Linked DNA regions of Homo sapiens: region 2 is linked to region 1. A link is a loop called in an ENCODE intact Hi-C map of the cell type or tissue named here. Cell type or tissue: mammary epithelial cell. All regions are shown on one strand.

Region 1 (8,000 bases):
TATGTGTATTATGTATGTATGTATATTTTTCTCTGATAACTTAATGCTGCCTTTGAGGGCACAGGCCCCAGCTCCCTGGTATTTGTGCTACAGAACTCTGGCAGGCACCCAGGGACTTGGCTGGCCAGAGGACCAGGAGCATGTGGGACCAGTGCCTGGGGCTCCCAGCCAGGTTTTCAGCCCTTGCCATGCTGCCTTCTATACTGACCCCTTGCCCTTTGCAGAATGCCTGTGGGTTTGAGAACGTCCCAGGGGACTTGCTGTTAGCCGCTTCCAGCTGGTGACATCTAAAGGCTTGGAGGCCATGGCTCCATAGGCAGCATGCCCAGAACACTTACCAACAAGAGTGCACCCAGAGGCTGCAGTTTCGGCTCTAGATGGGGTCCTCTTGTCCTGCCATGCCCATGTGTCCCAAGCAGGCATGTGAGGGAAAAGAGAGTCAGAATCCCTTCTGCACTGATGGGCTCTCAAGAGGTATTATATGTACTTGCATAGAGAGGGCCAGTGGGGATTTAGAATCAGCCAAACAGAACTGGGTTTGAACCCCAGCCCCCTGATGACACATGTGTGACCTGGTGAGGTGGCCTGGCCTCTCTGGACCATAGTCCTCACAGGAAACATGTTTGCACCTGCATTGGACCTGCTTCCCGGGGTGCTGGCCGGCCAGGGGCTCAGCCTAGGTGTTCAGTGATGTCTGTCTCGGTATCATCACTGCCTGACTGCCATGGTCTGCAGGCGGGGTGGGGCAGGGCTAGGAAGGGTCCATGGCTGGGACCAGCTCCAATGTTGATGAGCGTTTCCTTTATAAGAGGTGCTGAGCAAGCACTGTCCTCATCCAATCCTCCCAACAAACTTGGGAGTTTGGTTTGTTAATCCCCAGGTCACAACCAAGGAAGTCACCTCTCACGAAGGCCACTCAGCTGATGGACAGAGTCAGGCCTACATCTGGCCTCCCTGATCTGCTTCCCCAGGAGTCCAAAGACCCAGATGTCCTCCACATTAGCTCATTTCCCACCGCACTGCACTTTGTCATCCACACCAAAGTCAGGTGGAGTTAATTCCCTGCTAAACTCATCCTTGGCTCTGCAAGATGAATGCCGAACCCTTAGCCTAGGCCAGGAGGGGAACCCTTCACACACCGGGGGCCGCAGCTCCAGCTCAGCCCCCAACACCCATCAATGCACACAGGCTATTTGACCCCCTTGACAGCTCCCAGGCAGCCCACACTTGTGTCTGTGCACGTGTGCTGCTGCATCTTCCAGGGACCATGCTTCTCCTCTAACGCCTTGTGTAAGTGTGACCTCTCTGGGGAAGGTCTGCCTCATCCCCTGGGGAGACACACTTGCTCCCTCATCTGGGCCCTCTTGGCATGGTGTTCATTCTCCACTGCATAGCGCTATCATTGATCAGTTTGCATGTATGCTAGGAGCTCCTAACCAGTATTTATTGGACCTCTGCAAGCCTGGGAATCTGTAAGTGCTGAACTCCATGCAGGCAGGGCTGTCTCAGCCACCTGCTGCCTGGGTGGCTCTGGGCAGGCCCTTCAACTCTGTGCTCAGGATCCTCATTTGCACAATCAGCTAAAAGTAGCATTTTGTTCCTAAGGTTTTTATAAAAATTAAATTAGTTAATATAGATGAGGTGCTTAGAATAATGTTTGGCTCACAGTAAGTAAAAGCTAATAAAGATTGACTACTATTATTATACTCAGTAAATATTAAATTAATACATGAAAATAGCACAAATGGAAGCCCAATTTAGCCTTTTGCCCTTCACAGACCGCAGGTTCCCTTTCTTCCGTATCTATAAAAAACTTTCTGGACAAAGTAGTTACTCAACATTTATTAAATACAAAGAATAAATTAGTTTAAATATCACAGAAAAGAAGGATGCTAAACCCCACACCGCCACTTACTGGAAGATATCATGCACTCAAACCATAGGCTATTACTAAACTTCAGTTTGTCTTTAAATAAAAATTCTTGGGGGGACAGAGTCTTGCTCTACTAGAGCTAGAGTACAGTGGCATGATCATAGCTCACTGTAGCCTCAAATTTCTGGGCTGAAGTGACCCTCTGCCTTGACCTCTGAGGAGCTGGCATGCACCATCACACCTGGCTGACTTAAAAATAAATTTTTTTTAAGAGATGGGGTCTTGCTATGTTGCCCAGGCTGACCTCAAGCAATCCTCCAACCTCAGCCTCCCAAAGCACTGGGATTACAGGTATGAGCACCATACCCAGCTTAAAATTTTTTATTTCTAACTGACAATCAAGAACTTGCACTGGAACAACTAGCAGGGAGCGCTGCCCCTTCAAGATATTTCTTACTTGTTTTAGCCAAATTGGTTTCAGTTTGGGTGAGATTAGATTTTCAGTTGTTTTTTAGTAATGTAGACACACATTACTATATGCTTATTTATATCCTCTGACTTTGAGTGTTCTCAAGGGTTCTAGTCACAGAGTCATCTAGTCTTTAGGAAAAAAAGAGACCAGAAGGGCATTAACATATATTTAGTTCTGACCATGTGCCAGGCATGGACCTCTGGGTTCAAATGGCCTCATCTAGGATATGGGATAAGTAAGAACAGAACGGTTAAGTATGTGTGATGAAATTTAAGTATTTCTGGAATCTATAATGCAACAAACCGATATCCCCTATTCTCTTACCCTATCCATTTGTGCACTCATTCTTGCCACAGCTGTGTCAGGTATCTATGCCATAATACAGCTGGGCACCTCAGGGGGACCAGGAGAGCAACATTAACCTCTAAGTTCCAAGCAGTTTATATTTGAGATTAATGCTAAGGCAAGTTCACAAATAGTATAATGGGCAATGTAGGACATATGAACTAAGACATTCCACGGTTCCAAAATGTAGCCATACTTACACTTTTAAAATTTAGGGATAAATTCTGCAATTTGCGTGGAAGTATAAGGTACATGGACATTTGCATCTTCTGTACAGTTATTTGTTGTGAGAACGAGAGAGGTCTATCTTATGATAATTAGCATATTGAATGTTTATTACACTAGTTATTGAAAAAGAATCTCTTAGTATTTTTGCTTTGCTCCTCAAGTTTAGTAGGGAAAAAAGTAAAATGAAAACAAGATAACACACACAATAAGAAGAATACAAATTCATTTCTTATGATTGTTAGTAGTAGACATAAATTTCAAAAAATGCATTTGCAAGCAGTATAGTTGATGTTTCAGAAACTATTGGAATGATAAGCCAATAGGTTTTATAATTGTATATAAAAATTATGAAAACTTGTGTTAGTTTGAAGGCAACCACAGGTATTATTTAAATGCATAATTCCTTTGGCAAAGTAGGTATAATCTAGCTGAATCATACTCTCTAGACCATCTGCTATTCTGTTTCCCCCTAAAAGGCTTAGGGTAAAGTAAGCCTTTCATTGTGCTATGTCCTTATGTGAAAAGGTATTAAACAAATTATATTGACCTGATGGGAACCAACAAGTAAAAGCTGGTTATATAAAATAGGCAGCTATTTTGGAGTCTTTAAAAAAACAAACAAACAAAAAAAAAAAAAACCAAAGGAAAACCAACTCTGCCATCTGGTGTAAAAACAGATTATTACAACTTCTTTCTTCAAACAAAGCATAGTGGCTATTCCAGTTATTCCTTATTTATCATTGATTATCATGATGTGGTGAGAATTTTGAGCGAGTGTTCCCCCTCTCCCTCCTTGGGTAACTAAAGCTTGATGTACATATATTTTAAATTGTTTATGGGAATATTTCTAAAATAATTACTAATTTACTGCCTTATTAAGTGAGAGATAATGAACCCAATTACATCTTTCCTTGATGATGCAGCGTGCTGACTGTATTGGTCCATTCTCTGTTGCTATACCAGAATACCACAGGCTGGGTAGCTTATAAGGAAAAGAAGTTTCTTTAGCTCATGGTTCTGGAGGTTGGAAGGTCCGAGAGCATGGCACCAGCATCTGGCGAGGGCCTTTCTGCTGTCTCATGACATGCGGGAGGCATCCCATGGCAAGACAGGGCAAGCGTGCATGTCAGCACAAGACTCTCTTTCTCTTCCTATAAAGCCACAAGTCCCTTCATGGGGATGCACCCTGATGACCTTATCTACTAATATTTCCCTTTAATGCTAAAAGATACCATCTTCAAATTCCATCAACATATGAATTCGGAGATTAAGTTTCCAACACATAAAATTTAGGGGACACAGCCAAGCGCGGTGACTCACGCCTGTAATCCCAGCATTTTGGGAGTCCGAGGCAGACAGATCACTTGAGGTCAGGAGTTTGAGACCATCCTGGCCAACGTGGTGAAACCCTGTCTCTATTAAAAAAAAAAAATTAGCTGGGCATGGTGCTGGGTGCCTGTAGTCCCAGCTACTCAGGAGGCTGAGGCAGGAGAATTGCTTGAACCCATGAGACAGAGGCTGCAGTGAGCCAAGACTGTGCCACTGCTCTCCAGTCTCCAGAGAACAAGACTCTGCCTCAAAAAAAAAAAAAAAAAAAAAAAAAGAAGAAGAAGAAGACTTACGCCTTCTCTTACGCCTGTAATCCCAGCACTTTGGGAGGCCGAGGCGGGTGGATCACCTGAGGTCAGGAGTTCAAGATCAGCCTGACCAATATGGAGGAACCCCATCTCTACTAAAAATACAAAATTAGCCGGGTGTGGTGACGCATGCCTGTAATCCCAGCTACTCGGGAGGCTGAGGCAGGAGAATTTCGTGAACCTGGGAGGTGGAGGTTACAGTGAGCCGAGATTGCACCATTGCACTCCAGCCTGGGCAACAAGAGCAAAACTCTGTCTCAAAACAAAACAAAACGAAAAACCAAGAAAACATTTAGGGACACATTCAAACAATACCACTCATTATGAGCATTAATTAGCTTACTTTCTCTGTAATAGATAACAGCGATAACCTCAGGGTTAAACAATACTTTCGTCAAGCCTAACTGACCTCATGGATTGTACTTTTTTAGCTTGCAACACACAGTGTTTAAATTTCTGCTCAGTATGGCATTACTGCCTGCTGTGGAAGCTGGCCAGGAATCTGGGTCAAGGTGACCAGAAACCCGGTTGCAGAAACCTGAAGCTACAAGGCAGAGATGGGTTTCACTGCAAACAGGTGGCCTCCAGATGCAGCAGCAGACCGTAAAAGTAGAGCAGAAAGTCAACAGGTCAAATTGGCAGGGAACTCTCATGGGACAAACTCAAGGAAGAGGCCAAAAGAATAAAAACTAAGGGGAGGCCGGGCACAGTGGCTCATGCCTATCATTCCAGCACTTTGGGAGGCCGAGGCGGGTGGATCGTTTGAGATCAGGAGTTCAAGACCAGCCTGGCCAACATGGCAAAACCCCGTCTCTACCAAAAATACAAAAAAATCAGCCAGGCGTGGTGGTGTGCACCTGTAATCCCAGCTACTAGGGAGGCTGAGGCAGGAGACTCAGTTGAGCCTGGGAGGCGGAGGTTGTAGTGAGCCAAGATCGCACCACTGCACTCCAATCTGGGCAGAGAAAATGAGACCCTGTCTAAAAAAAAAAAAAAGAGGAGAGTTGAAGGGAGACAAGAGAACTATGTGATGGTCTAAGCACTGTTGCCCAGACAAGATTCTACATCTTTCTTCACTGTGGCTCCAGCTCACCCCTACTGAGTTCATTCCAAATCTTGGTGCTTCATTCATCACTAGTATCACAGCAGAGCCCAAACTTCAGTAGGAATAATAATCAGCTGGAGGGCAGATCACAGAAGGATCCAAGATGCGCCTGCATGTCTTCATTTTTAAAATAAAACCCACAGATGACCTTGATCCAGGTGGTACGAAGGCCCCAATTTGAGAAACAAAATCAACTCCTAAAATTCTATAATCAAAGTTGTTTGCCACATGCCAGAGTTGAACAAATAACAGATCTGGAACATATAAGTTGTGTGTTGTTTACTTTACTACTGACCTTTCTTTACCTAGAACCCTTTCCCATAAACCTTATTAATATAGAGAGTTTCATTAACATTGTTGAGGACATATTTATTTGAAACATTTTTTAAAATAAAGTAGATGGCCGGATGCGGTGGCTCATGCCTGTAATCCCAGCATTTTGGGACGCTGAGGCAGGTGGATCAAGAGGTCAGGAGTTCAAGATCAGCCTGGCCAATATGGTGAAACCCTGTCTCTACTAAAATGACAAAAATTAGTCAGGCGTGGTGGCACATGCCTGTAGTTCCAGCTACTCGGGAGGCCGAGGCAGGAGAATCGCTGGAACCTGGGAGGCGGAGGTTGCAGTAAGCTGAGATGGCGCCACTGCACTCCGGCCTGGGAGACAGAGCAAGACTCCGTCTCAAAAAAAAAAAATTAAAAAATTTTAAAAAATAAAGTAGATAAACAGTGTAATATTTTTCTCCCAACAAAACAACAATGTGAAATTTTATTACTAAATACTCTGACACTAGGGGTAAATTTGTAATTCCAGAGTACTGGAATCAATTCAAGCATTAAGAGCTTACTGCCTGATAAATATTCAGTTTTGGAATCTTTGCAGTGCCTGCTTATAATTTTCCCTTAGCCTATGAAACATGTTTTTGCTCATTTCACCTATCTAGACTCTAAATTTTATTTTACGAACTTTTCAAATTTCTTTTAAAATTGTTTATTTTATCATTGTATAAAATCTTCAAATGACAATGTAGAGTGATTTTTTCCAAATATTTTTCTTTCTTTTTTGGAGACAGAGTCTCGATCTGTCGCCCAGGCTGGAGTGCAGTGGCACAATCTCCGCTCACTGCAAGCTCCGCCTCCCGGGTTCACGCCATTCTCCTGCCTCAGACTCCCTGAGTAGCTGGGACTACAAGCGCCCGCCACCACGCCCGGCTAATTTTTTGTATTTTTTGCGGAGACGGGGTTTCACCGTGTTAGCCAGGATGGTCTCGATCTCCTGACCTCGTGATCCACCTGCCTCGGCCTCCCAAAGTGCTGGGATTACAGGCGTGAGCCACCACGCCCAGCCCAAATATTTTTCTATACATACTCCATGTAAAGAGAAAGAGAAATCATTAGTTTTTTTCCTCAATAATTATTTGTAAGTAATTAACAGAAGTAGGCCTTAAAGTGAATTTAATTTACTGTTTTTATTTCTTAAAGTGAAATTTTGCTATAATTCCTAAAATTTGTAACTACAGGTAGGGTGATCATGCATTCCAGTTTTTCCAGGATAATCATAGTGATGGCAGTGGCAGCCCATCTGGAGTGGCTGCTGCGGGCAGGCCAGCTGCAGCAGGAGAGGTGTGACTGGGGCTGCATGCTCTGGGGAGTTGGTGGGGGCTGGGAACAGGTGATCCCAGAGGGAGCCCCGCATCCTACCAAGTTGGCTGGTCAGGAGCCCATGCTCCCAGGCAGAACTGCAGCCACCCAGCTGCAGCTCTGGACCTGGGCATCTCTGTGCTCTCAGGAGCCTGGAAAGATCCCTGCCCCTACAGGCTCAGAGGTGCCTGCTCCCACTCCCCAGCCTCTCCCCACTCCTGGTGCCCACTCCAGTGTGGAGCAAAGTTATAGCTGAGCCCAGGGGCTGTCGCAACCCAAGCTGCATGTGTGCGTGCTTAGGGTGGCACTGACATGCCAGCTCTTCCACCACTTTGGCCCCCTCTAAACTTTGGGGGCCAACGAGCTCAGGGAGGTGGGGAGGGCTGAGGGTGGCTTGTCGCAGGCCTGTGGGTACCCCTCAGCACGGACAGCATGGGTACCGCTAACAGCATGTTGATGGTGGTGGGAGGCAGACAGGTTCCTGGGCAAGGAGTGGGACCTCGCCCCACCTTCAAGTCAGGAACAGCCTGAAGCCTGGGGGCCTTATTGCCAGTTCTGGGTGGAGCCCACAACCTGGAGTGAGAACTTCATTGATGCCTTTCGGACAATCCAATGGTGCTTTTTCCATGTCCACCCATGTCTGCACATGGACCAATCAGCATGCACTTCCTCATTACAAGCCCATAAAAAAACCCAGATTCA
Region 2 (8,000 bases), 130 kb before region 1:
AAATCATTCCATGATGTCATTACCCCTTCGGCCCTGAATAGGGTATTTGAAAAAGCTGGATCTTAGGGTACAGGCTTGACTCCAGGCCAAGGGAACTGCAATGGGTGAGGCAGGTGCCAGGTGCAGCTCGGAGGTCTGGGGATGGCCCAGGGAAGGCTTTGATCTCTGAGTCTCTCGCTAGCCCAGCTTTGACTCAGATGTAAGAATAGGTCGGGTACAGAGGCTCATGCCTGTAGTCCCAGTACTTTGGGAGACCGAGGCAGACATATCGTTTGAGCCCTGTAGTTCAAGACCAGCCTGGGCAACATGGAGAAACCCCATCTCTACAAAAAACACAAAAAATTTGCCGGGTGTGGTGGCATGCATTTGTAGTCCCTACTACTCAGGAGGCTGAGGTGGGAGGATCTTGAGCCCAGGAGGTCGAGGCTGCAGTGAGCCATGATAGCATCACTGCTCTCCAGCCTCAAGGAAACAGCCTCATGGTGACACAGACCATGTCTCCAAAGAAAAAAAAGAAAAAGAAATAAAAAGGATGTAAGAATAAAGGTTCAGAGGGCCAGGGAGCAACAATGCACTCTACTACTCACAATTCATACTAATTTTAAAAGTTCACAAGCTCATCAGTGTGATCTATTTTTAAATTTTCAGATTCAAAAACTGTAAAACAAAGTATGAGTGGGGAAAGTATCAAAGCTGGAGGAAAATAAAGGGAAAAGGAAACAGAAAGAGTAAAGAGAAGGGGAGAAGGGTGGTGACAGGACAAAAAAAGGAAGGAGGAGGGTAAATGAAATGAGGCAGAAGAGAGGCAAGGACCCTGCATGCCAGGAAGCTTTTTTTTTTTTTTTTTTTTTTTTCTTGAGACAGTGTCACTCTATCACCCAGGCTGGAGTGCACTGGCCCTATCTTGGCTCACTTCAGCCTCCACATCCTAGGTTCAAGCAATTCTCCTGTCTCAGCCTCCCAAGTAGCTGGTATTACAGGCGTGCATCACCGCACCCAGCTAATTTTTTTTTTTTTTTTAACCAGAAAGATTTCGATCAAAGGAGGGGCTGCCATGACAGACAGCCTCCCTTGGCTTGCTGGCTCAGGCCTTGGAGTTCCAGGAGCCTGGCAGATCCCTACAGGTAAAGCCTGAAGAGGTCAGATTAGCAAAAGAAGTCTATTTAAGCATCCTTTTCAATGCACCTTTTATTGACTACCTACTTTGATCTGACCCCAATGGGCCCATTTTCTCCTCCCCCTTTGAAACCCCAAGTGCTTCTCCCTATCAACCCTGCTGCAGGAGGCTCCTCTAACATAGCCATTTCCTAAGGAGAAATCTGTGAACGTCCCCAAGCCCTTCCTGCATGCAGCCCTTCAACACATGCAAAAGCAGCTTCGGTAAGTCAGTCCCTGTATCTTTAGATGTCACCGGGGATCCGCAAGGGATATTCAATTACTTATCAATAATCAACCAGAGCTTTCCAGAGACAATTAGGAAAACTGGTCTATGTGGGCTCTTTTAAAAAATACATTATAAAAGTGCAGTGTTTTCATGCAATTGCCCCGTCTTCTACCAACCGTAAGCATTGGGAAGGGTGCCCACTACCTGTCGCTGAGACCTCACCAGCAGGGAACACACACAGGACCAGGGGCTTTGTGAATACTTGTGGAATGGATGAACAAATGAATTGACGGGTGGATGAATACAAACATGTCAGAGTACAAACATACAGGCAAAAATCAAGCATGAAAAATTAGAAACATATTATGTGAACAATCCACTCTGCATAGCAAACCCAACATGTAATGTGGTTTGGCATATGACATCATGAGCTTCCATCGCTGCCCTCGTCCCTCCTTCCAGATAAGCTGCTGCTTCCGCAGCGGATATAACTCTTCTTATTGTGTTTGGACTCCAATCCCATGTGAACACACAGCTGCACAGTCCAGGATGCAGCCTGGCCAGGTCAAGAAGCAAAAAGCCAGCTGGGAGTCGTGCCCACTTTGGGAAGAACGCACAGATCCCCAACACGGGCTCCAGGTGTCAGCAGAAGGCCCTGATGTTCTACAGACATGTGATGCCTATAATCAAAGATCCTCCATTCAAAGGCACGGGACTCTCACACCTGGAAATGTGCTCAGAGAATACCCCGCACCATTTTATTTTCCTACGGATGGGAGTATCTACACACAAAAACCGCTCACCCCCAACACTCTTCATTTGTCTAGCTAAACGGGTTGTTTTAAACAGAAATTCTGATAAAACGGAGAGGGCCATCATGTCAAGGAAAGTTGCTGTTTTATAAACTAGAATAATGGATCAAGCCTTGGAGTCCCTAAAGAGAGAGGATCTCTTGAGCCCAAGAGTTCGAGGCTGCAGTGAGCTGTAGTGCTGCCACTATACTCCAGCCTGGACCACAGTGTAAGACCCGGTCTCTAAAAAAAAAAAAAAATTTATATCAGTTGGATATGGTGATGTGTGCCTACAGTCCTAGCTACCTGGGAGACTGAGGCAGGAGGACTGCTTGAGCCCAGGGGTTTGAGGCTTTAGTGAGCTATGATGGCACCTGTGAAAAGCTACTGCACTCCAGCCTGAGCAACAGAATGAGACCCTGGGAAAAAAAAAAGAAAAGAAGGAAAGAAAGAAAGAAAGAGAAAAAAGAAAGAAAGAAAAAAAGTATCTAGCATCCACTTGAAATCTATTTTTAAATTGTTGGATTTTAAACAATCTTAGTTTGTAAGGTATAAAATTGACTATGCTTACCACTGTATAATATATTTACAGATTAATTTAATAAGCCTTTACTAAATGCATGTACAGACAGGTGTCAGAGGTGTATTATAGTTTACATAAACTGGTAACTTCCAACTTAAAAAAAATAAATAAACATCTTCATCTCTGGTGGTTCTGCATGAGGCAATGTTTGAATAAGGTAAACTGCTGTCTTCTGAATTATCTTTTGAATATTGAATACTAAAAATAAAGGGAAAACAATAAATATCAAATTTCTGATCTGAAGTCCATGACTACAAGAGGAGTTACACTTGTTTTGATGTCGTTCAGCCTTTTGAACCCAGCCGACAAGAATGTGTTGAGTAACCACTGTTTTCCATGTGCTACGTGAGGCACTGGGAAGCTGAGATAAAACACACAGTCTATGAAGGAGTTCCAGTCTAGTTCTAGCTCCAAATAATTTAAATCACCTTTAAGATCCCATCTTGTCATTTAATCTCAAAACACATCAATTGCAGCCATGCAGGACAACCATAGCTGCACACGCTAGAATGGCGGGTGGCCTCGGGTCCGTCAATCACACCAGTGTGGGGACCAAGGGAGACTCCATCCTGCATGCTATGGCTCTACCATGCCTTCCCTGAGTGAGTTACGAACACTTCTACACCTACAAAACGAAAACCACCCACTCTTCTTCATGGCAGGGGTCTCCTCTCACCTCCCAAGTGCGGCTCACTGTTCACTCTCCCAGCTATCTGAGGTGCCTATGACCCCCACCCCCATGCTGGCCTTTCTCTTGGCATCCAGCAGCTTCCATGAATGACTGGCCACCTCCTTCTCACTGCAGTCCTGCCACTCTGTGGGGTTTCTCTGGCGCACTGCAACAGGACTCTGTCCCGAGAGGCTTGCACAGTTCCTTCTGCTTCCTTCATTGACTGCCTGCTTCTTAGTGACTCCAAAAGTTGTATTAACCCAAGCAGACAGGTCTATTTCCTTGTTGACTGACAAGCTCCATATTTACATACTGCAAGGACATTCTGGCATTAATTCTGTTCACCCATGAAAACAGGGCAGCTGCTTCTGCCACAGACATCCCACATCTCACTCAAGACCATATGACGGGAGGATCTTGAAGCCGCAGACAGAATCAGGCTAGTAAAGGCGTGGGCCACCGAAGGCTGAGGATGAGTGTGAAGTCTAAGTTCACACCAGGCAAGACACCACCCACGAGCACTGGGATGGACCTGGGAGACCAGACGCTGCTCCAGACCCCTCGTGACATCCCCATGCAGAGAGCATGTTTTACAGCAAGAGGAAAGCCAAGACTCCCAGGAGCAAAGTAGTGATCAAATCTTAAAAAAAGGGAGAATGACAGTTGGTGGGGAGACTTTTTAAATAGATGTTACCAGAGAGCTGTAATAGTCAGGGTTTTCTAGAAAAATAGAACCAACAAGAGATGTACATAGAGAGATTTATCGCAATGATTTAGCTCACACAATTACGAAGGTGAAAAAGTCCCAAGACCTGCAGTCAGTAGGCTGGAGACCCAGGAGAGCCGATGGTGCAAATTGCAGTCTGAAAAGAGGAGACTCTATAGACCCAAGAAGAGCCGATGTTTCAGTGTGAGTCCAAAGGCGGAAAGGACCAATGTCCCAGCTCAAGCAGTCCGGCAGGGGGGCTTCCCTCTTACTCAGTTTTTTTGTTCTATTCAGGCCTTCAACTGTTTGGACAAGGCCCACTCACATTATGGAGAGCAGCCTGCTTTACTCAGTCTACCCATTCATATGTCAATCTCATCCAAAAACACCCTCCCAGACACACCCAGAACATATGACTGAATGTTTGGGCACCGCATGGCCCAGTCAAGTTGACACATGAAAGTAACCATCACAGTAGCTAAAACTGAAATCCACAATTTAGGATAACAGAGGAAATTCACTTGACTCACCCCAAAGTCAAAATGCCAGCCTAGTCTCCAGGAAGACACAGTTCTCAGCCACTAGAGAAAGCACACGTGTTTTGTTTCAGATGGTCATCTTGAGGAAGCGAACTCAGTATAATGCAACTTGAGATGGACACTTAATAAATGTGGCTTTGATCAAATTCTCATAATAAAACCGCACAGAAGAACCCAATGTCTAATGTTTCCATTCACCCAAGCTCAAGGAACTTTGTACCTCAGGGCATCTGAGTCAGAGAGCCGCTTAGCGACTCAGGCCCGGTGCTGACAAAGGAGGCTGCCTGAGTCACTGAGGCTGAGTAACTGGCCCTCGGCACAGGACAGGAGTAAACTACTCCTGATATCTAGTCTGTTTTTTTTTTTTTTTTTTTTTGGCAATATTCTATTGGGCGTTTTTGACTGCAATTTAAATATCTTTCAGTACTGGAAATGGTTTAACACGCAATCTTGGGTCAAAGTATGCATCATAAGGCCTCATAGAAATATTCAAATGTTAAAAAAAATAAATAAATATTCAAATGTTCCTCCCGTGGTGCGTTTAGTGGTTAGAACTCAGGTTCTCCAGTTAAGCTGCCTGGGGTCAGATCTCAGGGCTACCATTTACAGCCCGGGAAACCCTGAGTTAAAGTTACTTTGATCTCTGTTTTCAGTGTCTTTACCTGTAAAAATGAGGCTATCAAATATGTATACACTGTCTATGATGTCCAGGCTTCTTAACAACCCTAACAAAAAGACAACATCATTGTCCCTGTTTCCCAGTGGAGAAAACCGAGACACTACGAGATTAAGTGACTTGGCCCAGGCTGCACAGGTTGAGGGACCCGGATGTAAATTTAGGCAGCCTACATGCAGTCCCCGGCATCCCCTAGCCTACTGCATCTGCCTGTGGCTATTTGTGAGACGGTGAGCTAAAATGAGACAGAACCTATGTGCCCAGAACAGTTTCTGGTCTGTAGTAAGCCCATCATTAGCCTTCATCGACATGTTATGGTGTAAACGCATTTTAAACCATGGCAGGCTAATAAACACCGTGGAAACACAATTCTGTGTATTAACTGATGATCTTCTAAACTGGGGGGTGATCTAAATCCAGTAACACTTGACAAAATTTTATATAAATGCACAATGAAATGTTCTTTGAGTTTGGTTTTATTAAAGTTTAATTGATAGACTAGGAATTCCTGTACTTCTAAGACTTGATGCAAATGGTTTTTGTTTTTTTGTTTTTTGTTTTTTTTTGTCTAAAACATCTTCAGGATAGTGCAAAACCTCTTTTCTTTAATATATTATTATAAAACACTCATTAGTAGAGTCAGCACCAAAAATGTGAGATGTATTGGGAGTTGTGTTTTGAAGACAGTTCTCCTGATTCTAAACCCAAATTGTGATTTATTACCTTCCAAAATATGTGGAAGGGAGTGCGGGCCTTAAGTTCAGTGATGTCTAAGTACACTGCTGCTTGCAAGCCAGCTACACATTTCAGCTAACCGGATTAGCCTACTTCCAGTTAAAACCCGACTGAGGATATGAAAATAAATATGACTGATTCATTTAAAATCAGAAAAACACTCAATATTTTCTTCCCTCTATTTCTGGTATGCTAAGATATCACACGAGTGCGACTTAAGAAAAACTTAGAATCTTTTCATTTAAAATAAGCCATTTTTGTTTTAACCGAATGGTTCAGTTATTAAATGTCTACCTGAGTCAAGGAGCGAGGTCACACTGCAAACTCCACTTATTTCTACTAAAGGGAAATGGCCCGGACTCCCCCGCGCAGACCACCGTGCCAGGACAGCCCGCTCGGGAGTCGGGCCTGGAAGCAGGCGGACAGCGTCACCTCCCCGCAGCCGCCGGCTGGGACCCGCGGCCAGCCTTTACCCAGGCTCGCCCGGTCCCTGCCCGCATGGCGGTGCCCCACCTGGTGAGGACGCGGGCTGCAGTCCTCCCTCTGGGGATGAGTCGGTGGGCTCCTCTGAGCTCCAGCGCCCCCAGGGTCTAGACCCCTCCCATTGCTCCGCTCCCCTCTCCCCGTGGTCTCCCCACCCCCAACCCCCAGGGTTCGGCTCTCCTCTCCCGGGTCTACCCCACAGCTCAACTCCTTTCTCCCGGCTTCTCCCCGCACGGTTCGGGTCCCCTCTCCCAGTGGTCTTCCCGGACCCACAGCTCTGCTCTCCTCTCACCAGTCTCCCCAACTCCGGCTCTGCTCCCCTCTCCTTGGGTCTCGCACCGGATTCGGCCCCCACTTCCGAGCCCTGGTGGCTAAGCCCCTCGGCCTCCCTCCGGGGCGCAGGGGGTTGGAGGTACTCACGGCACCGCAGCGGGCCGGGGACTCCCGGACGGGGCTGGAGGGCGCGGGCGGCTGGTGGCTGCGGCTCCGCTGCCGGCCGAGTGGAGCGCTGCGCAGCTCCCGCCCTCGAGAAACCCCGCCGTGTCATTTGACCATATAAGGAGATGCACGCCTCGGCTCGCTGGCACCGGGCGTGGGGCGCGGGGGGCGGGCGCCCCCAGGCCTCGCGGTTGCCGTGCCCCCGCCCCGGGCTGCGGCGGTCCCGGCCCGTACCCTTTGTTTGCCAGGGCTCCTTTCTTCGTGCCCTCCGGGTCTTGGGAGCACAGTAGTTATCGGGAGCGTCGCCTCCGGCGTGGGCTCTCGGGCGCGAGTTTCGGACGAGGCCTGGGCGCGGTGGCAGGGGTCTGCCCACGCCGGGATCTCTGCCTGGTCCCAGGAGCGGGAGACTGGAGAAGCCCCAGGACGTGCCGGGGGAGGCGGAGGGAGGAGGGGGTCACTTCTCAGGAGGCATGTGCCTGGGATATATTTGCAAGGTGGACGTTTTTCCTTCTTACCCTGCAGATGCTTCTTTACGAAATGAACACCACAGATGACCATAAAGAATCCTTCGTTCCACTACGGAGGGGACTAAAGGAAGGTCCTATCCCCACCTCTCCCTCTCGGGGCCAGAAGACTAGTTAGACATCTTGGATTCCCCTCCAGGGCGGGAAAACCAAAGTGAGCTGGGAGCGTGCCTCCCACATTCCAAGCCCGGGCCCTCTGCGTGACGCTGACGCTGGGTAGGGACAGATGGCACTGTTCAGCATTGTCGCAGGGAGAGCACAGGTTGAGCCCATCCCTGGGAGAGGGTGCGTCGTGATGGAAACATTTGCTCCTGAGCAGGTAACCGGTCCACTTGCAGAAACCGGTGGACGATGAGTAGGTGGACCACAAAGGCGTCCTCGGCACTTTGGGGGCAGGTGTATTATTTTTAACATTCGGGGCAGCTCATAGGAATACATCCTCCAGAGAAGGCGGGAAGAACTCCGTGATTG

The links. Hi-C counts contacts between places; a loop is a spot of excess contacts. Peaks named below come from ENCODE experiments on the same cell type or tissue, not always from the same donor. Only the 100,000 strongest peaks of a DNase experiment are listed, where the experiment ranks them.
Region 2: a loop joins it to region 1, with 6 times the contacts of the local background. A loop is called at or near these places in 10 of 110 quality-filtered maps.

Annotation. Positions count from the first base shown.
Region 1 is chr2:105,517,811-105,525,810 of GRCh38, forward strand. The region is part of intron 1 of LOC105375311 (a long non-coding RNA gene); the gene reads left to right. Among named protein-coding and RNA genes, the nearest start is that of LINC02946, 89 kb to the right of the region's middle. In mammary epithelial cell, CTCF peaks have their summits at 1,368 and 3,591 (motif pointing left); a DNase peak (open chromatin) is centred at 4,031; H3K27ac peaks cover 229 bases.
Region 2 is chr2:105,391,983-105,399,982 of GRCh38, forward strand. It overlaps FHL2 (four and a half LIM domains 2), which reads right to left and starts at 7,069. Exons shown (of 7, transcript NM_001318895.3): 1 at 6,860-7,069; 2 at 4,665-4,715. RefSeq lists silencers at 6,803-7,022, 7,043-7,172 and an enhancer at 6,850-7,672. In mammary epithelial cell, CTCF peaks have their summits at 6,527 and 7,062; DNase peaks (open chromatin) are centred at 4,919 and 7,059; H3K4me3 peaks cover 4,651 bases; H3K27ac peaks cover 6,130 bases.